Regions from separate parts of the Homo sapiens genome. Here region 2 is linked to region 1. The links are chromatin contacts, found by POLR2A ChIA-PET in ENCODE. All regions are on one chromosome and are shown on one strand. Each heading gives the region's core, a stretch centred on a gene start or an enhancer-like site at or near the end of the contact. The rest is flanking DNA. Distances are from core to core; before and after follow the strand shown. Region 1 overlaps ASH1L (ASH1 like histone lysine methyltransferase). Region 2 overlaps GON4L (gon-4 like).

What was found. ChIA-PET counts read pairs that join two places held with the same protein, here RNA polymerase II (POLR2A).
Region 2: POLR2A ChIA-PET joins it to region 1 with 12 read pairs in AG04449. The contact joins two enhancer-like sites. POLR2A ChIA-PET finds 5 or more read pairs at or near these places in 4 of 52 experiments (A673, AG04449, B cell and 1 more).

Annotation. Positions count from the first base shown.
Region 1 is chr1:155,513,398-155,516,872 of GRCh38, forward strand. The region is part of intron 2 of ASH1L (ASH1 like histone lysine methyltransferase); the gene reads right to left. Among named protein-coding and RNA genes, the nearest start is that of ASH1L-AS1, 47 kb to the right of the region's middle. RefSeq lists an enhancer at 1,595-2,094. Within about 2 kb of position 1,339, at least 3 of the 41 ENCODE cell types and tissues checked have a DNase peak (open chromatin) inside an H3K27ac peak, as active enhancers do.
Region 2 is chr1:155,761,092-155,764,796 of GRCh38, forward strand. It overlaps GON4L (gon-4 like), which reads right to left. Exons shown (of 32, transcript NM_001282860.2): 22 at 2,221-2,473; 23 at 1,099-1,283. Among named protein-coding and RNA genes, the nearest start is that of DAP3, 74 kb to the left of the region's middle. Within about 2 kb of position 2,445, at least 4 of the 41 ENCODE cell types and tissues checked have a DNase peak (open chromatin) inside an H3K27ac peak, as active enhancers do.

The DNA.
Region 1 (3,475 bases), core at 89-2,588:
CCATGTCTACTAAAAATACAAAAAATGAGCCAGGAGTGGTTGTGCATGCCTGTAGCCGGTCTACTCAAGAGGCTGAGATGGCAGAATCATCTGAGCCCAGGAGGTCAAGGCTGCAGTGAGCTGTGATTATGCCACTGCACTCCAGCCAGGGCAACAGGAGTGAGATCCTGTATCAAAAAAAAAAAAAAAAAAGAATTACAATGTCCAGCCTGGGTGACACAGCGACACCCAATCTCTTACCAAAAAAATTGCAATACGACCAAAAATTCCACTTCCACATATATACATACCCAAAAGATGTGAAAGCAGGGACTCAGATATTTCTACACACATGTTCAGCATTAGTCACAACTGTTAAAAGCTGGAAGCAATACCAGTGGCCATCCATAGATGGACTAGATTAACTTATCTAGTAAAATACTACCCAGAAAAGTAATAGCTGAACAAATCTAGAAATTAATAGTTGACAATCACATTAACCTAAAAATTCACAAACAGCTTCTGAATCTGACATATCCATAGAATGAACAAAATTTGGTATATACATACACTGGAATATTATTCAGCCTTAAAAACGAAAGCAACTCTGACATACTCCAAGATGGACAACCTTGAGGACATTATGCTAAGGGAAATAAGGCAGTTACCTAAGGACAAATATTGTATGATTCTACTTATATGTGGTAATTACAGTAGTCAAATTCAAAGACAGAAAGTAGAATAGTGGTTTCGCTAGGGGCTGCAGGAGGGAGAATGAAGAGTTAATAGAGTGTCAGCTGGAAAATGTCAAAAAAAGATCCAGAGCTGGTGGGTGGGCATGGTCGCACAAAAAGTGCATCTACCTAATGCCACAAAATTATACACTTACAAATGGTTAAAATGGAAAAAGTTCAGGTTATATGCAGCCTACCACAGTTTATATATACGGATATACATACATATACACACATTTATTTTTTAAAACTATATAATTGTTATAAACTATAAATAAAACAGGTAATACTGGTGTAAAAGTAACTACAGTTTTTGCACTGTTGAAATTTGCCACTTGATATTGGAATACGTTCTTAAATGTGGTTATGTTATATATCATTTTAATGCGCATTTCTCACTTTATGTTTTTTTGCTAATGATTACTTGCTGTTTATTTTATATTTATATTTATATTTATTTTAGACTATGGAAATGTTAGACTAAAAGCAAATTCAAGCGATCTTCTTATTTGGGTTTAAAATGGGTCATAAAGCAGTGGAGACGATTTGCAACATCAACAACGCATTTGGCCCAGGAACTGCTAATGAATGTACAGTACAGCGGTGGTTCAGGAAGTTTTGCAAAGGAGGTAAGAGCCTTGAAGATAAGAAGCACAGTGGCTGGCTGTCAGAAGCTCACAACAACTGAGAGCAATCATCGAAACTGATCCTCTTTTAACTACACGAGAAGTTGCCGAGGAACTCGGCAACTTCAACCATTCTACAGTCATTCGGCATTTTACACACCAACAAGGAAAAATTTCTCAGACTGTGATGTGTGACAAAAAGTGGATTTTATATCACAACCGGCAACAACCAGATCAGTGGTTGGACCCAGAAGAAGCTCCAAAGCACTTTTCAAAGCCAAACTTGCACCAAAAAAGGTCATGGTCACCGTTTGGTGGTCTGCTGCCAGTCTGATCCACTATACCTTTCCAAATGCCAGCGAAACCATTACACCTGAGACGTATGCTCAGCAAATTGATGAGATGTACCAAAAACTGCAATGCCTGCCGCCAGCACTGATCAACAAAAAGAGCCCAATTCTTCTCCAGGACAACGCCTGACTACATGTCACACAATCAATGCTTCAAAAGTTGGACGAATTGGACTACTAAGTTTTGCCTCACCTGACATATTCAACCGACCTCTCGTCAACCAGCTACCACTTCTTCAAGCATCTCAACAATTTTTTGCAGGGAAACAGCTTCCACAACCAGCAGGATGCGTAAAATCCTTCCCAAGAGTTTGTTGAATCCAGAAGCACAGATTTTTATGCTACAGGATTAAACAAACTGATTTCTTTTTGGCACAAACTTTTATTGTAATGGTTCCTATTTTGATTAATAAAGATGTGTTTGAGCCTAGTTATGATGATTTAAAATTCATGGTCAATGGCCGGACACAGGGACTCACTCCTATAATCCCAGCACTTTGGAAGACTGAGGCAGGCGAATCACCTGAGGTCAGGAATTCGAGACCATCCTGGCCAACATGGTGAAACCTCATCTCTACTAAAAATACAAAAATTAGCCAGGTATGGTGGCAAGCACCTGTAATCCCAGCTACTCAGGAGGCTGAGGCAAGAGAATTGCCTTAACCCAGGAGGCGGAGGCTGCAGTGAGCCGAGATCAAGCCACTGCACTCCACTCCAGCCTAGGCAACAAAAGGAGACTCTGCCTTAAAAAAAAAAAAAAAAAAAAAAATGCATGGCCCAAAACTGCAATTACTTTTGCACCAATCTATATATACATATATATCAATATAACTCGGAGATTAGCCTACATACTATACTAGCATGGATTATGGACAGAAAACTTTATCCTTTGAGGTAGCCTGATGGCACTTTATCATCATCCTTTCCTCTTGTTTCTTACACTGCCTTCTATCGTTCTGTTTTCCTCTTCTTTTGTCTTCCTGCTATAGTACCAGCAACTACTACTTTCAGTATACTAGTTGTTTAAGTTCTTCTACCGGTAAGGACCACTAAAGAGGTTGCTTGACCACATTCAAAACACTGTATGTAACCTATTCAGTAATGGCCATTGGGAGTTTATAATTTTAAAAATATGAAAAAAATTATATATAATATTTCAGTAGACAAAAGAACACTATTTTCAGTAGCTAACTCACTGAACAGAAAATAACCTACTCTCATTTCACAGTAAGTAAACCTAGTGTTTCCCAAATCTGCTGGAATGTAAGAAATACCTGAGGCATATATTAAAATACTGAATTATCTCTGTTGGCAGACGACACAGTTTTATATGTAGAAAACCCTAAAACATCAACAAATTGTTCAAGCTAATAAATGAATTCAGCAAAGTTGCAGGATACAAAACCTACATGCCAAAATCAGTTGTGGCCAACACAGTGGCTTACACCTGTAATCCCATCACTTTGGGAGGCCAAGGAAGGAGAATCATTGAGGTCAGAAGTTCAAGACCAGCTTGGGCAAAACAGCAAGACCCCATCTCTACAAAAATAATTTTTTTTTATTAAAATAAACAAAAGGAGGCTAAGGCAGGAAGATTGCTTGAGTCCAGGAGTTTGGGGCTACAATGAGCAATGCCACTGCCCCTCCAGCATGGGCAGCAAGACCCTGTCTCTAAAAAAAAATTAAAATTAATAATTAAAAAAACTAGTTGTATTTCTATATATTTACAATGAGCAATCTGAAAAGTAAATTTAAAACAATTCTGGTTGCAATAGCATCAAAAAAT
Region 2 (3,705 bases), core at 1,195-3,694, 250 kb after region 1:
AGGGGGATAAAGGAATCAGGTGGTTACCAAGAGAAGGACACAGTTCTCCAGGACACTACCAAGAAGTGGTTAGCTTATGTGTGGTTTTTTTTTTTTTTTTTTTTTTTGAGACAGGGTCTCATTCTGTTGCCCAGGATGGAGTGCACTGATGCAATCATGGCTCACTGCAGTCTCAACCACCTGGGCCCAAGTGATCCTCCCACCTCAGACTCCCAAAGTACCTAGGACCACAGGCATGCACCACCATGCTTAGCTCACTATTTTTTTTTTATTTTTGTAGAGATGGAGGTCTCCTGTGTTGCCCAGGCTTGTCTTGTCTTGAACTCCTGGACTCAAGGATCCTCCTACCCCAGCCTCCCAAAGTGCTGGCATTATATGCAAGGGCCACAGCGCCCAGCCTGGTTCATTTTTTTTTTTTTTTTGAGACAGAGTGTCGCCCTGTCACCAAGGCTGGAGTGCAGTGGTGCGATCTCGGCTCACTGCAAACTCCGTCTCCCAGGTTCAAGTGATTCTTGTGCCTCAGCCTCCCCCGTAGCTAGGATTACAGGCGCCCACCACCACACCCGGCTAATTTTTGTATTTTAGTAGAGACAGGGTTTCACCATGTTGGTCAGGCTGGTCTCTAACTCCTGACCTCAGGTGATCCACCCACCTCGGCCTCCCAAAGTGCTGGGATTATAGGTGTCAGCCACCACGCCCAGCTGGTTCATGTCTTAAGAGCAATGTATTTTCCTGAAATCCACTTGCTGGCCAGTGTACCCACTATCTTTCTTCTCAAGCCAAAGGTTCTATAAAGGTCCTTATCAGCGCACCCAGTAAAGTCACAACCTCCCACTGATGATGGTGGTATCATCTTTCTGCCAATCTCTGGTCAACAGAAGGATGATGGCAGGGTACTAACAATAAACATACTTATGATTGAATTCTATGTCTCCTTGTGGTTCTGTCACAGAGATCTTTTGCCAGAAAAGCCAAGATAGAGGAATATGAAGCCTGTTGCATAGCCTGAAAAACAGACTTTATGTTGAAAAACATCTCCCTTGAAGAAGCAGCCACATTCATAGAGACTGGCAATAACAGGAAGCAGCATTTGCCTACCCTGGTCAGATAAGCTTGGGCAAAGGCCAAGTCCTTCTGCTCCCTGAGTGGATCTCGCTCGAGAATGTCCTCATCATACAGCAACAGCAGCTTGGAGGTGTCCTTGCTGGCCCGAGCCCGACTTCCCCGCTTGTTGCGAGCTCGATGATTGTTCCGGCCTTTTCCAGCAGCTTTGATGCTCTCTCCTTGTAGCACACATGAAAAGGATTGTTTCCCTGTCCCTGCAACCTGTGTTCTTCCCATTCCACCACATGCACCACCCCAGCCAAATCCTATTCAATATTATGGAGCAATTCAAGGAAAAGGTTTTTGGGAAAATGGTATGAGAACTAAGTCCGTCAAGTCAGTTCTACGCAGAGTCTGCAGTGTAACTGCCTTAATTGGGATGACAACAAGATAATCAGCTACTTCATATTGAGAAAGGAAGTCTAAAGAGCAAGTGTGGCTTCTGTAGTGCTTTTGAGAGACTATGTCTTGATGAGGAACAAGCAGTGTTTTCTGAAATAAACATGGGTCTTAGCCCCACACATGACAGATAAGGTAACAATCAGTTTAACAAAGTGAACTGCCAGGCACAGTGGCTCACGCCTGTAATCCCAGCACTCTGGGAGGCCGAGGCGGGTGGATCATAAGGTTAGGAGTTCGATACCAGCCTGACCAACATGGTAAAACCCCATCTCTACTAAAAATACAAAAATTAGCTGGGTGTGGGGGCAGATGCCTGTAATCCCAGCTACTCAGGAGGGTGAGGCAGGAGAATCGCTTGAACCTGGGAGGCAGAGGTTGCAGTGAGCCAAGATCGCACCACTGCACTCCAGCCTGGGCGACAGAGCAAGACTCCGTCTCAAAAAAAAAATAAAAAAATAAAAAAAAGAAAGAAAGTGAACGAAGCTAATATAAATCTAGCAACGGATGAGAATTGAATTAAAAATTTCTGAGTATCTGTTCTCCACAAAGATACCACATTAAACATGTTTTGGGGGAGGGGTGTTGCAGAAGAGATCCAGAGGGTTTCCTCTGGAAATCCTCCACCTGGTTTATAAGCTACCCACCCTGCACACTGTCCTCTAGACAATGAGGTTAAGTGAGAATGGTCCTTCAGTATAGGTTTGCCTAGCTCACCTGGTGGAGTTCTGCTGGTCTCCACTTCTGGAGCAGTCTCAGGTGAAGCAAAAGTAGGAGGCTTCTCAGCAGAGTCTCCAACTGCTTCATCCGTCATTTCATCCTCTTTCTGCAGGCTTTCCATTCCTTCTGCTTCTTCTTCCTCCTCTTCTTCTGGCTCAGAGTTCTCCTCCTGAGAATTCTCTTCTTCAGACTCACCCTCCTGACTCATGCGCCTTTCAGATGCCAGCCAAGTCAGTTTCTCCATTGTTTCCTGTAAAACCCTCCAAAGAGTACTTATAATGGCTCTTAGTGGCTCATGAATTGCAAACAACACAAAGCTATATCAGGATAATCTGAAGTTAAACAATGGGGAGCCCACTACAGCTGTCCTGAGGGGAATTCCTTGAGTTATGAAATCCCAGCAATGGGCCAGGTACAGTGGCTCACGCCTGTAATCCTGACACTTTGGGAGGCCGAGGTGGGTGGATCACTTGAGGCCAGGAGTTCAGGACCAGCCTCGCCAACATGATGAAACCACGTCTCTACTAAAAATACAGAAATTAGTCAGGCATGGTGGTACATGCCTGTAATCCCAGCTACTTGGGAGGTTGAGGCATGAGAATTGCTTGAACCCGGGAGGTGGAGGTTGCAGTGAGCTGAAATTATGCCACTGCACTCCAATCCGGGAGACAGAGTAAGACTCCATCTCAAAACAAAAACAAAAACAAACAAAAAAAAAACACAGAAAAAACCACACACAAAACAAGACAAAAAAAAGAAATCCCAGTGATAGCTGACATTCGGCCTGACAGCAGGAGAGGGGAAGAAGTTCCCTTTTACAAACTTCTGTAACCTGAAGATAGTTTTCAGGCTGGAGTGAGATGGTGCAATCGTGGCTCACCGCAACCTCTGCCTCCCCGGTTCAAGCAATTCTCCTGCCTCAACTTCCTGAGTAGCTGGGATTACAGGCATGTGCCACTACGCCCAGCTAATTTTGTATTTTTAGTAGGGATGGAGTTTCTTCATGTTGGTCAGGCTGGTTTTGAACTCCCGACCTCAGGTGATCTGCCCGCCTTGGCCTCCCAAAGTGCTGGGATTTATAGGCGTGAGCCACCGTGCCCAGTTATTTACTATTTTTTTTTTTTTTTTTTTTTTTTTTTTTTTGAGACAGAGCCTTGCTCTGTTGCCCAGGCTGGAGAGCAATGACGTGATCTCGGCTCACTGCAACCTCTGTCTCTCGGGCTCAAGCAATTCTCCTGCCTCTGCCTCCCAAGCAGCAGGGATTACAGGTGTCCGCCACCATGCCTGGCTAATTTTTGTTATTTTTAATATAGATGGGGTTTTACCACGTCGGCCAGGCCAGTCTGAAACTCCTGGCCTTGTGATCCACCCACCTCAGCCTCCCAAAGTGCTGGGACTACAGGAGTGAGCCACCAAGCCCAGCCTATTACTATTTTTTAAGGCATTTAAAGTATGGTCAGGTGATTCAATTTAATGTGTAAA